2 separate regions of the Homo sapiens genome follow, and region 1 is linked to region 2. Evidence: read pairs that join two places in POLR2A ChIA-PET (ENCODE). Cell type or tissue: A673. All regions are shown on one strand. Each heading gives the region's core, and the rest is flanking DNA. Links, peaks and the distances in the headings are about the cores only.

Region 1 (8,888 bases), core at 269-8,268, 82 kb before region 2:
AGTATATAACTTCTTAAGATGACAGCTTTGAAAGATAGCCCTCATAGGATATGGTATGTACACACACACACAGACACACATACAGACGGGGTGGGGGGTATATTCTGGCATGTTCATTCATTCAACAAAGATATTTTGAGCTCTAGTGTATGCCAGGCTCTGAGCTAGGCACTGGGGCTATTACAGTGAGCAAAACAATAACGTTCCCAAACATCATAGACTTTACATTCTAGGGAAGGAAACATGCAAACAAACAAGTAGAAGCATAAACTATATTCTCCCCAATGTAATATATAGAAAAGAAATCAGGGGTGTTCCAATACTATGCAGCTGTGTGAGGATCAGAGTGCTTGTGCCTGGGGAGGGCTCTGGGCTTCATGTAGGGACAGGACAGACCAGGCCAAAGGGAAAGCTCATGGTGAAATTCATCCTACTGGCTTCAAGGCAGAAGGCGATGTTAAGGCTGTGAGTATTGAGGAAAAAGGAGAGATGAGGGTTATGCCAGAAATATTCACAGTTCTAGAATACCCTATGCACTCCTGAAAGTGGTGTTGTGAATGCCAGGAAAGGACTTTCTTATCTGGTGTGTGAAGAGCTCTGAGACTTCCTCTTGACTCTCAGTGAATCAGCCACATGTATTTTTTCTATAACTCATAGAGTTGTACAGCTCAGCAAACTTGCAAACACATCAAGGTTTTTGGTTTTTGGTTGGAAGTTGTTGAGTGTTTTTGCCCATACACATTTTTTCTTCTGTATCCTGCCATCAGCACCTAAACACTTGATCTACAAGTAATACTAGTAGAGTCTAATGCAATAAAAGAGTCGGGGAGGGAAGGAAATTAAGAATGGAGGGAAGGTGAGAGAGAGATGTAGAGAGAGTTGTCAATCTGTGTAACTAAGTCAATGCAAATGATTGATGTAATGAATTATCTGCATCAACTTTAAACCTATTGTCTACCACATCCAACCACCACATTGCTTTGGCTACAGAGATCAGTTTAAAGAGCAGATGATTAAAAGAATTAACCACACTTTAGAGGTGAAGAAAGTTGATTTTAGGGAGTTGGTGTGGTTTATATATTACATTGAAGGAAACGAGGAAATCCACAGTAAGTCAACCTGAAACGGATTGAGTCATCAGAACTATGGTTTGCCACGGTGATTACAGTATTCCTAAGGTATCTGAAAACACTGAGGTCTATGATTTTTAAGCCACTTCATCATCATCCACTTAGAAAAGTGATGATATCAATCTGCATTGATGCAACTATTTAAGTGGGCAAGCTTAGTCAATATGGAAAAAAAACATAACGTGTGACATATAACTGAACAAAACCAAACAATAACCAAATTTTAGAAAAAAATTTAAATCCCTGGAAAAAAACAAAATAGGCTATCAGTTAATGTCATATTCCATACCTGAAGTTCCAGGGACGTAGAGGTGTCTCGAGAAACTGTTTATCTATAAACTTGAAACCTTTAAGATTGAACATAATCCCAAATTCATAACATCCTTGGTCAGGAAGTCTCCAGGGAAACACTTTCATTCAGAATCTGTCCTGGAAACTTTATACTCACTGTACCTTATGAAGTTTGAACCAAGTCTCAAGTCAATATGAAGTCAGAAAAGACAGCAGATCTAAGCTTCCTAACTGGTCCCCAAAATTGCCTCATGTTCTTTAAGTTCCACAGTTTAACTAAATGGTGATGGGATCTTCCTAGGTTTATGACTGAAATAAAAGTATTGTTGGAAAAGGCTGTGTGCTTAAAATCTCTGTTGGCTTCTGCAAATCCAAAGCCCACCCTGCACCCTGCTCTGAGCTGCGGAGACTTCCCCACTTGGCTGTATCCACAGGCTTCATCATCCTCTGTCCTCTGGCTTCAGATGAGCTCAGCCAATGAGGAACCTGGGTACAAGCTAGAGGGACATAGGCCTGCAGACGTAACTCCTCTGCTCTGGCCTTTACTGACTCTAGACTACTGCACTGCACAATCTCTTTTGGTTTTTCTCCCCCCTGCCCACAACTTTGTTAGTACTCCCTTTATTAATTTATCTTCAAATTATCCTGTTTAACAGTGTCATCTGTTCCCTACTCCTGACTCTTGGTACACTGTTTTTTTCCAAGAACAATTTGGACACTTAGACCTGTTCATTATATAGACCACTCCCTTTAGAAAAAGAAGGGATTCATATGAATTGTTTACATGCTCAAACATACCTGGCTTGGTCTAACAAGTTTAAATATGAGTTTAGAAGAATTTGGTCAACACTTGAAATTCTGTGCTTTTTCAGAGTCTAATGATTTGAGGGGAAAAAAAAAACTTTTTAACATTAAGTCTAATCTAAGCACATGGTTTAGTAGTACTTCCACGTGGAGGAAGCATTACTTAGTTGGCACCGGAGTATGTGTTCTTAAAATGCAAAACTGACTTATTTACCCATTTACATCAGTTAAGAATTCACTTTTTAAAAGTTATGTCCTTTAATTGGTGGTATTTCTTATAAAGTTTTTAAAAATTAATTACCTAAATTTTTTTCCACAGTGATGATGGGTTTGTCCTGACTTGTTCATGGCCTCTTGCTTGGGTTTCCTTGTAAACAGGGGCAAAATGTGTAAGACGTCTTATGGGGCTTAGCACTGTAGCTAAGACATAAATAGGCTTTTTAAAGATTGTTTCCTCTGTACAAAATTCAGTGACTCAAATAGGAGGCAAATTTGTGAGCTTGTCGCCTTTACCACCATATTCAGGTCAAACAGGGTAAACTATGGAGCCCAATGCACCAGTGAGTGAGCCAACACTCACCGAGTGGTAATAATAATAGAATTGGTAGTAATTACCATTAACGGAATACCCTGTATGTACCACATGTTGTGCGTCTAAATTAGCCCTCACAACTACTCTGTAAAGTGCTATGGAAAGCACCACGGACACTGTGAACTTCTGTGTTCCATTCTCAGATGATGAGTCAATAGGAGCAATGAATTCCTCTGATTGTGTCTGGGGTAGGATGAAGAGTTAATACAGGACCTAAGTTAACCCAATCAATGAAGCGAAGGATTTATATTCCAGACTGGAAGGTTGGAAATTTCTTTCTGTCTTCAGCTAGACAGAACTAGAAAGCATTCATCTCTATTGTCACTGGCAACCACCTTATAATTACAAAGGGAAGCAGCTGGAGATGACATCTATATCTGGCAAAGGAAGACGTGGAAATATCCTGTGTCACCAATGACATTTGAGCCACTGATTGTTCTGCACCAGAAACCCACGCTATTTCTGGGTTTCCAATTAATTACATGAGATAATAAACTTACCCGTTGCTTAAGCCCATTTGAAACTGGGTTTTCTGAGACTAGGCTTCTTAACACAGATAGCATTCCAAATGATGCAGATATTACTATCTCCATTTCACAGAGGAGAAAATTGATGCCTAGAGATCCTAAGTCTCTTCCTCAGTGTTACACAGCTAACAAATTGCACGTGCACAGTAAGAGTCCAGGTCCTGCGCTTTGTCCTCAATCACATTTCCTCTCCAAATTAAGTACTAAAGCCCCTTACTTTCACAGCATGTGAACAGAATGCTTAATGGCCTCTTGTATGGGTAAAAATGCACTTGAAAAAGTGGAAGAGTTTTGTCATTCTATAGCTATTTCTCTGTTAAAAGCAAATGGTAAGAGTTAAACAATAAATCCATGAGTCAAAGACTGATGCTATTAAATATATCAGCCATGATTTTAGAGTCTAAAAATACACCAAACACCAGACTATAAAATGTTCTTGACGTCAATAGACGACTCAGCAGTCAGTTGAGGTCACTTTACAACCTTTCCACAACTGCTTCACAGAGAAACCTATGCTTTTCTCAGGACCATAAAAATACTGGACCGCACAGGCAGTCAGCCGTTAACTACACAATACACTAAATTCTTGTAAACTATGGGTTATGAGACTATCCACGGACAATTCATATAATCTCATGACCTGAACATAAAGTACATCCTGTAAAGAGAGCATCACTTGTCTTTTTAAATCTGCATTACCTGTTTTTAATGCATTTAAGTTTGAACCTATGCTACTGAAAAAAATCTTCAGAGCTAACAGTTTCTGCCATTTGGTAAAAATTCAATGAAATCCATTCAATTGTTTTAATAGCTAATTAGCTGTGTCCCATTACTGTTTATCTCAGGCTCTAAAACATTGTCTGAAGGCATTTTCACAGCTTCATGTCACTAGGCATCTTTTCATCTGGAGTTTAACGGCAGCAACTACAAAAGAAGAATCGATCCCCTCTCTCCTCTCCCAGTGAGCACTTGCCTCTGAGGCTATTCCCTCTCTATACTTACATTTAAAATAAATAGATTCCTATGCAAAAAGTGGTTCGTTCAATGGGGAAGGAAAACCAGGCCCCAGTGTTTGTACTTAACTGGCCCATTAAAACCTTAAACTTAGATTTGAATCTAAGTTCATGTGCCATATCAACATAACTTCTGGCACACCTGATGCAGCTCATGGATCTGATAGCTCATAAATTCTCCCCCCACTGAAGTTATGTCCAAAGGCCAAATACAGAAAGACATTTTATTTGTGTGTGAACAGATTATGGCTTTATAAAGCACCAGCTTTGGAGCAGAGCCGTAATTTATGGCATTCAGACAGTACAAACAAGGATAAAGAAATACTATTATTTTCACCATGGAGCATTGAGTAGAAAAGAAATATAAATGTTAACCCATCTGGCATCACTGCATTGCAATATATCTGTTTTATGTTCTGTGTGAGATGAGATTTTTTTAATGCTTTTAAGATATCAAAATAAATTGCACAGACTTGTGATACCTTGGGGGTTCTACCTGGTGGCTGATATGATGGGGTGAACTACACACACAATAAAAGGGTTTATAAAGTTTAGAAATTGCCTAATCCAATATATTGGGAAGAATCAGATAAATGATGCAGGCCAAGAGAAGTTAGGTGTATGAATGCCAGCCCACATAATACAAGGACATTATTCTTGGGTCTAGGTAGACAAAATGTATTAGACTATTTGTAACTTCCATTGTGTTACAGAGATGTGGCCTCTGAATTCCAGAGCAGCTGACCTGTAGTCCCCAAGTCAAAGTAAGCTCTGTCTGAACGAATTCTCTTGAAAAGATTGGTCCTGAGCTTACAGGCCTCTGTTTGTGTGTACATCTAAAAATAACCTGGAGAATTATACTGCTAATAGGAAGGAAGATGCCACACATTTTCTTCTGTTTTTGGCCTTTGCCTGCTTTTCTATAAGATAGCTTGATTTTTATATCAATTCATCATGTCTATTTTATGTTTTGTAGATATTTTTGCCAGTCCATCATTTGTCTTAACTTTGCTTATGGTATCATTTGCTCAATCAGAACTTAAAAAAAAAGCAAAATTTTAATCTAGTCAAGTTTATCCATCTTTATTTATAGTTAAGAATGTCTTCCTCACACATGGTGAAACAAACTTTCTCTGAAATTTCTTTGAATATTTTCACTATGTTTTTTCATTTATGTCTTTAATCAATCTCAGATGGTTTTTTGCATGAGCTGACATAAATAAATTTTCAAAAACATGAAAAGATGCCCCTTGCATCACATCTGACAGGAAAATATAGCAATATGACATACCACTACTTTCAAATCAGAGTGGCAAAAATTGTACAGTAATCTTTGATGGGTAGTGTGTATATAAAAAGGATTCCTGCATACTGTCACTTGGCCTGTGATTTGCTATAGCCTTTTTGAAATGTAATCTGATGACACATTTCATTTGATAATCTAATACTTAAAAATAAAAAAGCACTGATGTATAATATTTAAAAAAGAAGTTCAGTGCATCTCTGTTTATTAACAGTAAAAATCGGCCAGGCACAGTGGCTCATGCCTGTAATCCCAGCACTTTGGGAGACCAAGGTGGGTGGATCGCCCACAGTCAGGAGTTCAAGACCAGCCTGGCCAACATGGCAAAACCCTCATCTCTACTGAAAATACAAAAATTAGTCGGGCTTCGTTGTGCTTACCTGTAATCCCAGCTACTTGAGAGGCTAAGGCAGGAGAATCGCTTGAACTCAGGAGGCAGAGGTTGCAGTGAGCCGAGATTGCACCATTGCACTCCAGCCTGGGTGACAGCAAGACCCCATCACAAAAAAAAAAAAAAAAAACAGTAAAAATTATCCATATGTCTGTCATTAGAAAGACTCCTGCACAGCCAGTTTATTTGGAAGGTGACTCCAAGAGGGGATCATGGGACCAGGGAGAATGAGGCGGGGAAGATTGAAAAGCCCAATTAAAAATGGAAGTTGATCACTCCTGAAAGCAACAGCACTTGATTCTGCCTCCTGAATAACTTACAGAATTGCCCACTGGCGGTCAGGAGGTGGGAGCACAGCCATTAGAGAGAAACTCTAGAGAAAAAAAGCAAAACAACTCAAGACACATACTTGAGTCAAGATGCTGTCAGCACAAGCTGATTCTACATTCACGTGGAACTGTCCCCTTCAAGTGTGGCTGACATCAGAGGTGGCCCAACTGGACATGTCATGAGGCTCCTGGTAGGTGAACGTTTGAATAAATTATGGTATATCAGTCATATAGAAAATTATGCAGCCACTTAAAAATGAGTGAGATACACATATATTGACCTAGAAAGATGTAATAATATATTAGCAAAGTAAACTATGGCACACCCTTTTTGTCATGTTTTCCTTTTTAAAAACTTTTTTAATTTTTGTGGGGACATAGTAGGTGTATATATTTTATCATATTTTCCTTTTTAAAATTAAAAATATACGTGTGTACTTATATATCTTTATATGAATATAGAGGAATGTCTGAAAGGATATATACCAAATTGTTAACATTTGTTTACTCAGAGATGGAAAGTGAAAGAGAAAATTATTAAACATTTCTTTATACACCTCTGCATTGTGTAAATTGTTGCCCCCAAATATTAATACATTATTTTGGGACATTTTAATTATCTTTTTTAAAAAGGTAATTACTTGAGGGACATTAAAATTCAACCAATTTACTCTATATCTCATAAGTACATATGATTATCCCATGTCAGCTAAAAATAAAAATAAAAAATAAAATAAAAAAAAGTAAACCAACTTATCCCTATCTACAGCCTCATTCCCACTTGAGAGCTTTCTACGGAAAGAAGTTCATTTCATTGCTGGACAGTCATAATTGTTAACTGCTAGTAAAAACCGTTCTATTTCTGAGCCAAAACTGTCTTTCTTTTGTTTGTTCTATTTCTGCTCTCTAGATTGTCACTGTTTGATATGGCCTCCAGATACATGGACTCTTAAGTATTTGAAATGCAGCTAGTCCAAATTTAAATGGCTTTTATGTGTAAAATACACAGCACTATATAGATATAGACAGATTTTAAAGACTTAATATATTGTATATGTATTATATAGTATATATACATAATTTTACACATACAGGTTTTGAAGACTTAGTGATTAAAAATGGTATAAATAATCTCATCATAATTGTATATTGGTTATATGTTGAAATGATAATATTTTGAATACATTGAGTTAAATAAAATGTTAAGATTAATTTCCTTTATTTTCTTTTACTTTTAAAATGTGGCTGCTAGAACGTTTAAAATTACATATGTGGCTTTTATTTTATTTCTGTTGGACAGTGCTACTCTAGAAGAACATTATTTTTTCTTCATGGCAATTAATGTAGTCTTTACTTATCACAGTTACACCTGCAGTTTCTTCAATCATTTACTAGCTATTATCTTGTTTCCTATCCCAGAAAGTGTCTAACACATAATAAGCAGTCAATAAAGATGTGCCATTGTAAGTTGAATAGTGCTTTGGAAGCTAGGAGGAGGTGCTTTCCAGGAAAGAGCTATCATCAGAGATGAATGTTCAGAGAGGACTTAGTGATTAAGAGATCATTTGTGTTCTTGGAAGCAACGTGCTCTTCATATTAATATGCAGGACAGAAATTAGACTGCATGAGGTTTTGAAATGAATGGGTAGTGATTAAGTGGAGGCTGTAAACTTAAACTCTTTGTTGGAAGAGACACAGAAATGTTAGTTTAAGAGGTCCAGAGAAAGTTTTTTTAAATAAAGACTTAAGAAGAATTTTTATAAGGAGAGATACTATTTCTGAGCCTCACTCCATCATTATAACCATTCATCTCTGCTTTTTCTCTCTTAATGAGCTTTTAATAGCCAAACAATGTTCATGATGACATCAACAATTAGCAAGAGCTTGCCTGAAGATGGAAACTACCAAATAACTTTACACATTTTTCATGTGAGGTCACCTTTCATGGTCGTATGGGTGATGCATTGCCCAAGCCAGGGGGCATGATGCACTTACAGAGTCCTGATTCGAGCTGGTGTATGTCAGCAATGGGTAGAGCTCAAGGAAGAGGTAAGGCAAACAAACAAAAAATAACAAGTGTTGGAAGGATATAGGAAAATTGAAACCTTTGTGCACTTGGTGGGAAAGTAAAATGGTGCAACTGTATGGAAAACAATATGCGGGTCCTTCAAAAAATTAAAATAGAATCACCACATGATCCAGCAATTTCACTTTTTGGTATTTACTCAAAGGAAATAAAATCAGTATCTCAACAAGATATCTGCATGCCCTTGTTCATTACAGCATGATTCACAATAGCCAAGATATAGAAGCAACCCAAATATCCATTAACAGAAGAATGAACACCTAAGTGTCCATCTATGGGTGAATGTATTTAAAAATGTGGTGTATACAAACAATGGAATATTATTCAATCTAAAAAAAAGAAGGAAATTCTGTCATAAATGACAGCACGCATGAACCCTGAGGACATTAAGCTAAGCAAAACAAGCCAGTCACAGAAGGACA
Region 2 (8,888 bases), core at 491-8,490:
GTACCTCCGGTAGAATTCGGCTGTGAATCCGTCTGGTCCTGGACTTTTTTTGATTGGCAAGCTATTGATTATTGCCTCAACTTCAGAGCCTGTTATTGGTCTATTCAGAGATTCAGCTTCTTCCTGATTTAGTCTTGGGAGGGTGTATGTGTCGAGGAATTTATCCATTTCTTCTAGATTTTCTAGTTTATTTGCATAGAGGTGTTTATAGTATTCTCTGGTGGTAGTTTGTATTTCTGTGGGATCGGTGGTGATATCCCCTTTATCATTTTTTATTGCGTCTATTTGATTCTTCTCTCTTTTTTTCTTTATTAGTCTTACTAGTGGTCTATCAATTTTGTTGATCCAGCTCCTGGATTCAATGATTTTTTGAAGGGTTTTTTGTGTCTCTATTTCCTTCAGTTCTGCTCTGATCTTGGTTATTTCTTGCCTTCTGCTAGCTTTTGAATGTGTTTGCTCTTGCTTTTCTAGTTCTTTTAATTGTGATGTTAGGGTGTCAATTTTAGATCTTTCCTGCTTTCTCTTGTGGGCATTTAGTGCTATAAATTTCCCTCTACACACTGCTTTGAATATGTCCCAGAGATTCTGGTATGTTTTGTCTTTCTCCTTGTTGGTTTCAAAGAACATCTTTATTTCTGCCTTCATTTCATTATGTACCCAGTAGTCAAGATTGCTCATTCAGGAGCAGGTTGTTCAGTTTCCATGTAGTTGAGCGGTTTTGAGTGAGTTTCTTAATCCCGAGTTCTAGTTTGATTGCACTGTGGTCTGAGAAACAGTTTGTTATAATTTCTGTTTTTTACATTTGCTGAGGAGTGCTTTACTTCCAACTATGTGGTCAATTTTGGAATAGGTGTGGTGTGGTGCTGAAAAGAATGTATATTCTGTTGATTTGGGGTGGAGAGTTCTGCAGATGTCTATTAGGTCCACTTGGTGCAGAACCAAGTTCAATTCCTGGATATCCTTGCTAACTTTCTGTCTTGTTGATCTGTCTAATGTTGACAGTGGGGTGTTAAAGTCTCCCATTATTATTTTGTGGGAGTCTAAGTCTCTTTGTAGGTCAGTCAGGACTTGCTTTATGAATCTGGGTCCTCCTGTATTGGGTACGTATATATTTAGGATAGTTAGCTCTTTTTGTTGAATTGATCCCTTTACCATTATGTAATGGCCTTCTTTGTCTCTTTTGATCTTTGTTGGTTTAAAATCTGTTTTCTCAGAGACTAGGATTGCAACCCCTGCCTTTTTTTGTTTTCCATTTGCTTGGTAGATCTTCCTCCATCCCTTTATTTTGAGCCTACGTGGGTCTCTGCATGTGAGATGGGTTTCCTGGATACAGCACACTGATGGGTCTTGACTTTTTAACCAATTTGCCAGTCTGTGTCTTTTAATTGGAGCATTTAGTCCATTTACATTTAAAGTTAATATTGTTATGTGTGAATTTGATCCTGTCATTATGATGTTAGCTGGTTATTTTGCTCATTAGTTCATGTAGTTTCTTCCTAGCCTTGATGGTCTTTACAATTTGACATGTTTTTGCAGTGGCTGGTACCGGTTGTTCCTCTCCATGTTTAGTGCTTCCTTCAGGAGCTCTTTTAGGGCAGGCCTGGTGGTGACAAAATCTCTCAGCATTTGCTTGTCTGTAGAGGATTTTATTTCCCCTTCACTTATGAAGCTTAGTTTGGCTGGATATGAAATTCTGGGTTGAAAATTCTTTTCTTTAAGAATGTTGAATATTGGCCCCCACTCTCTTCTGGCTTGTAGAGTTTCTGCCAAGAGATCCACTGTTAGTCTGATGGGCTTCCCTTGGTGGGTAACCTGACCTTTCTCTCTGGCTGTCCTTAACATTTTTTCCTTCATTTCAACTTTGGTGAATCTGACAATTATGTGTCTTGGAGTTGCTCTCCTCGAGGAGTATCTTTGCGGTGTTCTCTGTATTTCCTGAATTTGAATGTTGGCCTGCCTTGCTAGATTGGGGAAGTTCTCCTGGATAATATCCTGCAGACTGTTTTCCAACTTGGTTCCATTCTCCCCGTCACTTTCAGGTACACCAATCAGACACAGATTTGGTCTTTTCACATAGTCCCATATTTCTTGGAGGCTTTGTTCGTTTCTTTTTATTCTTTTTTCTCTAAACTTCTCTTCTCGCTTCATTTCATTCATTTCCTCTTCCATCACGGATACCCTTTCTTCCAGTTGATCGCATCAGCTACTGAGGCTTCTGCATTTGTCACGTAGCTCTCATGCCTTGGTTTTCAGCTCCATCAGGTCCTTAAGGACTTCTCTGCATTGGTTATTCTAGTTATCCATTCATCTATTTTTTTTAAAGTTTTTAATTTCTTTGCCATTGATTCAAACTTCCTCCTGTAGCTCGTAGTAGTTTGATCGTCTGAAGTCTTCTCTCAACTCGTCAAAGTCATTCTCCATCCAGCTTTGTTCCATTGCTGGTGAGGAGCTGCGTTCCTTTGAAGGAGGAGAGGCACTCTGATTTTTAGAGTTTCCAGCTTTTCTGCTCTATTTTTTCCCCATCTTTGTGGTTTTATCTACCTTTGGTCTTTGACAATGGTGATGTGCAGAAGGGTTTTTGGTGTGGATGTCCTTCCTGTTTGTTAGTTTTCCTTCTAACAGACAGGACCCTCAGCTGCAAGTCTGTTGGAGTTTGCTAGAGGTCCACTCCAGACCCTGTTTGCCTGGGTATCAGCAGCAGTGGCTGCAGAACAGCAGATATTGGTGAACCACAAATGCTGCTGCCTGATCGTTCCTCTGGAAGTTTTGTCTCAGAGGAGTACCTGGCCGTGTGAGGTGTCAGTCCGCCCCTACTGGGGGGTGCCTCCCAGTTAGGCTACTTGGGGGTCAGGGACCTGCTTGAGGAGGCAGTCTACCCGTTCTCAGATCTCAAGCTGTGTTCTGGGAGAACCACTACTCTCTTCAAAGCTGTCAGATAGGGACACTTAAGTCTGCAGAGGTTACTGCTGTCTTTTTGTTTGTCTGTGCCCTGCCCCCAGAAGTGGAGCCTACAAAGGCAGGCAGACCTTCTTGAGCTGTGGTGGGCTCCACCCAGTTCGAGTTTCCAGGCCACTTTGTTTACCTAATCAAGTCTCGGCAATGGCAGGCGCCCCTGCCCCAGCCTCGCTGCTGCCTTGCAGTTTGATCTCAGACTGCTGTGCTAGCAATGAGCGAGACTCCGTGGGCGGAGGACCCTCTGAGCCATGTGCGGGATATAATCTCCCGGTGTGCTGTTTTTTAAGCCCATTGGGAAAGCGCAGTATTAGGGTGGGAGTGACCCGATTTTCCAGGTGCCATCTGTCACCCCTTTCTTTGACTAGGAAAGGGAATTCCCTGACCCCTTGCGCTTTCTGGGTGAGGCGATGCCTCACCCTGCTTCAGCTCATGCACAGTGCGCTGCACCCACTGTCCTGCACCCACTGTCTGGCACACCCCAGTGAGATGAACCTGGCACCTCAGTTGGAAATGCAGAAATCACCCGTCTTCTGTGTCGCTCACGTTGGGAGCTGTAGACCAGAGCTGTTCCTATTCAGCCATCTTGGCTCCTCCCAGCAACAAAGACTTTTTAAAGAGGAAAAAGACACTGGCTAACTTATCTAGATTTTAAAAAACTTAAACATTAGTAAATCAATTAAAGCATTACATTTTTTAAAATGCATCATGATTAAAGGATTTATTCCAAAAAATCAAGTTTGGCTTAACATTATCAGAATGTCCAGACAGGGCACGGTGGCTCACGGCTGTAATCTCAGCACTTTGGGAGGCTGAGGCAGGCGGATCACGAGGTCAGGGGTTCAAGACCAGCCTGGTCTTGAAACCCTGTCTCTACTAAAAATACAAAAATTAGCCAGGTGTGATGGCATGCGCCTGTAATCCCAGCTACTCAGGAGGCTGAGGCAGGAGAATCGCTTGAACCTGGGAGGTGGAGGTTGCAGTGAGCAGTGATCACACCACTGCATTCCAGCCTGGGCGACAGAGTGAGACTCTGTCTCAAAAAAAAAAAAGAATGTCCAATGTATCGCACTAAATTATAGATTAAAGGAGAAAAATTATATTATCAAGAAAAAGCAAAATATTAACCAAACACAAAAATCTGTTCATGATTGAAAAGAAGGAAAAAACCTTTCCACAAACTAGGAATAGAATGGACATTCTACAATCTAATAAAGACATCTATGCCTTTATTAGGCATAATGCATAATTAGGCATTAAGAAAACAAAAAGCTTGTGTTTTCTTAATGGCAAAATATTAAATGTTTTCTCCCTAAAATTGGGAACAGGGTAAAAATGTCTGCTTTTATTGTTTTTATTCAACATTATGTTTGGGTTTCAGCTTCCTTGAGCAGGGAGCTTGCTCTTGAGAGAAGTGACTTCAGCTGAGGCATTTCCCGCAGTGTGGACTGAAAGCTGAGGGTTATTTGCTGGCAGTACTCCCAGAACTTGGTAAGAGCTTCACTCCTGAGGGAGAATTTAAGTGCCTCATTACTGTGTCCATTACATATTTTGTTTCTGAATCCTCTACATGACCTGTTAAACACAATTATAAAATGAAAAAAATACCCAGAAACAGTGCTAAGAAAGCCCCTCAATAGAAACTGTGGGCAAATGTCCTTTGTAGCTCATGAAGAAGGTTGTCCCCATCAGAGGGAAAAAAATATGGCTGCTGAGTTTTAGAACATTTATTTAAAGATAGAGTTTTGTCTATTTACTTCTATCAGAAATTATCAGTGTGTCTATGACTCAAACTTCCTCTAAGTTTTTATGTTCATATATTCATATTCTTTGAGTCATTTGTTCAACAGTAAAATCATCTATAAAGTTAGTCTAATCCCAGCAAAATTTCCACCACAGCTTTCTTTTTTGGAACTTTTCAAACTAATCTCAAAGTGTTTGTGGAATAAAAAATTTGCAAAAATAACCAAAAACCTTTTTTAGAAAGAAATATATAAATGGTGTGGGGAAACATGCCTTACCAGGTATCAAAGCATAAAATAATGTTACAGGAATTCAAGAAGTATATATCTGCCCTAAATTTAGCAAAAAGATGAGTGGACCAATATAGAAATTACAAATAAGACTTATGAATATAAGAATTAACATTTTTGACAAGTAGTAAAATGAAGGAATGTTCCATAAATGTTACTAAAATATATCTAATAAATGCATTATTTTCCGACTCTATCAAAATTAAAAGTTCACAAACACTTCACATTTACCTAGAATGGATAACAGTGGATATTGACTATATACATTTACCGGATCACCTAGGCATCCATCAGAGCAACAGAGGGTAGAGGATAAATCCTACAAATATTCAGGGGCCTGTCACATCAATAAATTTTTTAGGGGGCTAGTGGCCTGAAGTATGCCATGATGTTACCTCCGAAGTAGAGGACAGATTCTTGTACTTTGCACCTCCCACCAAGAAGGAATACAACCCTTAATAGACTTGTTCAAGTTCTGGAGATAGTGTATTGCATATCTAAGATATTGGTTCTACCCATTCACTAGGATACATGAAAGGCTTCCAGCTTTGAGTAGGACCTCGAGCAGAGAAAAGCTATGAAATAGGACTAGATTCTGGTACAAGTGGCCCTGCTTTTTAAATTATATAACCAGTAGTCATTATTGCATTAGAGACATCATTAGTGGGGAAAGATGTTGTGCAAAGTTTATGACAAACACTAATGAGAGAGCAAGATTATGCTCCCTGCAGTGGAGAATTACTCAGCTTACAAATGACAGATTCTGCTGTTCCACTGAACTCTAGTAGAGATGAATAGCTTGTTCGTGGGACATTAAGTGGACAAGTGGCCAGAACTACTGATCATGAGCTGTCAGATCCACAAAATCATAAGGTCAGATGGAACCAGAAGCAGGCCATTAAAATGTGCAAGTGCCACATCTGGGATTTAGCATGAACAAAGCCAGAGAGTTCAAAAAGGACACATGAGCAGCTAGCCTAGATCTGCATGTCATTGTCATCCACCACTACTGCACCAACTCATATATGTGGTCACATAGCAATTACCATGTGACTAGCTCACTATGATCATTTTATGTGTCAACTTGACTGGGCCATGGGATGCACAGATATTTGGTCAAAGAGCATTCTGAGTCTTTTCATAAGGATGTTTTGGGATGAGATTGATATTTAAATCAATAGATTAAGTAAAGCAGATGATCCTCCACAATGTAAGTGAGCCTCATCCAATCAGCTGACAGCCTCAGTAGAAAAAGACTGACCTCTTCCAAGAAAGAATTCTCCTGCCTGACAGCCTTCTAACTGAGACATGAGCTCTGCAGATTTTGGACTTGCCAGTCTTCAAAATCGTCAGTTGATTCCTTATAACCAATATCTTAAGATAAATATAAATCTTTTAGGAAATAGGTAAATAGATTAGATAGGTAGATAGATAGATAGATGATAGATAGATAGATAGATAGATAGATAGATAGATAGATAGATAGAAAATAGATAATAGATAGATAGAGATAATTAATTCAGCTTCTCTGCAGAATGCTGACTAGTAACAGATTTTGGTTCTGAAAGTGGTTCCAGAGGAACAGAATCTGCAGGATGAATTTTCTGAATTGGTTCTAGAGTTTCTGAAATTGGCTCTCTAATCTGGCTAGTTTTAAAGATACGAGTGACTCTATTTCCAGTAGTAAAAATAGCATTGGTAGTCCCTAGCGTGATCTGGACTATCACGAATAATAGAGGTACACAAAATATTACCACTGAATACTCCCAACCAAACACTTATAAGAAGCAAGCATCTAGTGACCATGTATATAATATTTTTGAGCATTGTTGTCAAACTAACAAGTATAATGAGATTGCCTGGTTGTTCCTTGTCACTGAACAAAATGGAGAAAGAAAAGGATGAGCTCAAGCATTAAAGTTTTTTGCATAAAAATGACATGAAAACTTCTATATCTGCCCTAAGACATTTATCTCCTGTAGCTGCAGAACTGACGTAACTGAAACCATACCCAAGCTCTGTATCCTGTGACTGAATTACAATGCAAATTACTTTCCCAGCCTATCATGTATTGTTTTCCTTCTTGATAGGAAGTACATAGTACAATAATCTGCCCTTTATTTTGGAAGTAATGTCCTGGCATGCTCCAGGCCACTAAACTCCTAAACATTTTATTGATGTGATAGGACGCTGAATATTTGTAGGATTTGTCTCCTATTCTCTGATGTTCTGAGGAATGTCCAGGTGATGAAGGTAAATATATATAATCAATATCCACTGTTATCCATTCTAGGTAAAGATGAAGTATTTGTGATTCTTCATTTTGCTACTCATTAAAAGTATTACTCATTCATATATGCATGAGTCTGATGTGGAATCTCTATTTTGGTCCACTCATCTATTTGCTTATCTGGAAGCCATAGACATACTTGTTTTGGGTGTTTTGTTTTTTTTGGTTTTTTTGTTTTGTTTTTTAAGAGACATGTTCTTTTTATGTTAACCAGACTGGACTCAAACATCTGGCCTCAAGTGATCCTCCTGCTTTGGCCTCCTAAAGTGTTGAGATTACAGACATGAATCACCGCACTCAGCCTGAGACATACTTCTTTAATTCCTGTAACATTATTTTATGCTTTGATACCTGGTAAGCCATATTTGTCAACACCATTTATATATCTCTTTTTTAAAAAGTTTATTTGGTTATTCTGTCCACTGATAGAATGAAGGTATCGATTAGGAAAGAACGGGATCCTGAATTTGCAATGGGAATATGTGGGAAGAACCTAATGGAGCGAGGGACAAAAATCCTCCAAATTCTGATGAGTCTTCTTTGCCAGTAGAAGCATCCTCTCCACCCTCATCTATAGGGATTAACCCTGCATTGTCTGAGGAAAAGGTAATGGCCTCCTCTGAGTCCATTGCCTAACAAGGCAATGCCGATTCTCCTCAGGACTTATCCCCAAAACCCCTTTGAATTTTAGACTTACACCTAGACTCAAGTCTCAGCAGGACCCTAATGGTGAGGTACAAAGTGTGACCCTTGAGGTGTGCTACACTCCAAAATAACTACTTGAGTTTTCTAATTTGTACAAACAGAAATCTGGGGAATATATGTGGGAATGGATATTAAGGGTGTGGTATAATGGTGGAAGGAACATAAAGTTGGATGAGGCTAAATTTATTGATATGAGCCCACTAAGCAGAGATTCTGCACTTAATGTTGCAGCTCAGGGAAATAGAAAGGGCTCTAACAGTTTGTGTGGTTGGCTAAAACATGGACCAAAAGGTGGCCCACAGTGTGTTAGAAATGCTGGACTTGCCTTGGTTTAATGTAGAGAAAGGGATTCAAAGGCCCAGAAAGATTGGAATTTTGGAGTAAATTTGTCATTTAAGGTCTACTCACCCACCCTGGCAGGGTCCAGAAGACATAACTTTCACCACAACTGTGAGAAATACATTTTTGAGAGGAGCTCTAACATTTGAAGAGCTGTACAATCACTCTTCTCTGTAGACCAGATCCTGCAATGGGAACTGCAGCCCCTGAATTGGGAAATCTAAATACAACAGTAGTAATTGGATCCCAGGGTGGCAGAAGCCAAGCGGCAGCCCTCAGTAACCACCAAAGGCAAGGTGAGTGTGGTCACCATGATGAAGAGCAGAGTCAAAGCAGTAATCATCCTGTGTGATTGACTAAATGATCATGGTGTTCCTACAAGCTAAAGAGATAAGAAGCCTACTAAATTCTTACTTCATCTATGTAAGCAGAAAAGATCTAGGTCAAGTGAACCGAATTCTAAAGTGAATCAAAAAAACAAAGGAGGCACAGGCCCTCAATTAACCTTCTGATGAGCCAATTTACAGATCAAGGCCCCCTTGAATAAAGGGGAAGCTGGTTCCCCTTGA

What was found. ChIA-PET counts read pairs that join two places held together with the same protein. Peaks named below come from ENCODE experiments on the same cell type or tissue, not always from the same donor. Only the 100,000 strongest peaks of a DNase experiment are listed, where the experiment ranks them.
Region 1: POLR2A ChIA-PET joins it to region 2 with 12 read pairs; 2 of 35 experiments call an interaction of 5 or more read pairs at or near these places.

What each region holds. Positions count from the first base shown.
Region 1 is chr3:102,085,031-102,093,918 of GRCh38, reverse strand. No RefSeq gene overlaps it. Among named protein-coding and RNA genes, the nearest start is that of RDUR, 150 kb to the right of the region's middle. In A673, for the core only: no CTCF peak of the experiment used is centred there; DNase peaks (open chromatin) are centred at 3,208 and 3,538; H3K27ac peaks cover 1,043 bases.
Region 2 is chr3:102,002,867-102,011,754 of GRCh38, reverse strand. No RefSeq gene overlaps it. Among named protein-coding and RNA genes, the nearest start is that of RDUR, 66 kb to the right of the region's middle. In A673, for the core only: no CTCF peak of the experiment used is centred there; a DNase peak (open chromatin) is centred at 4,424.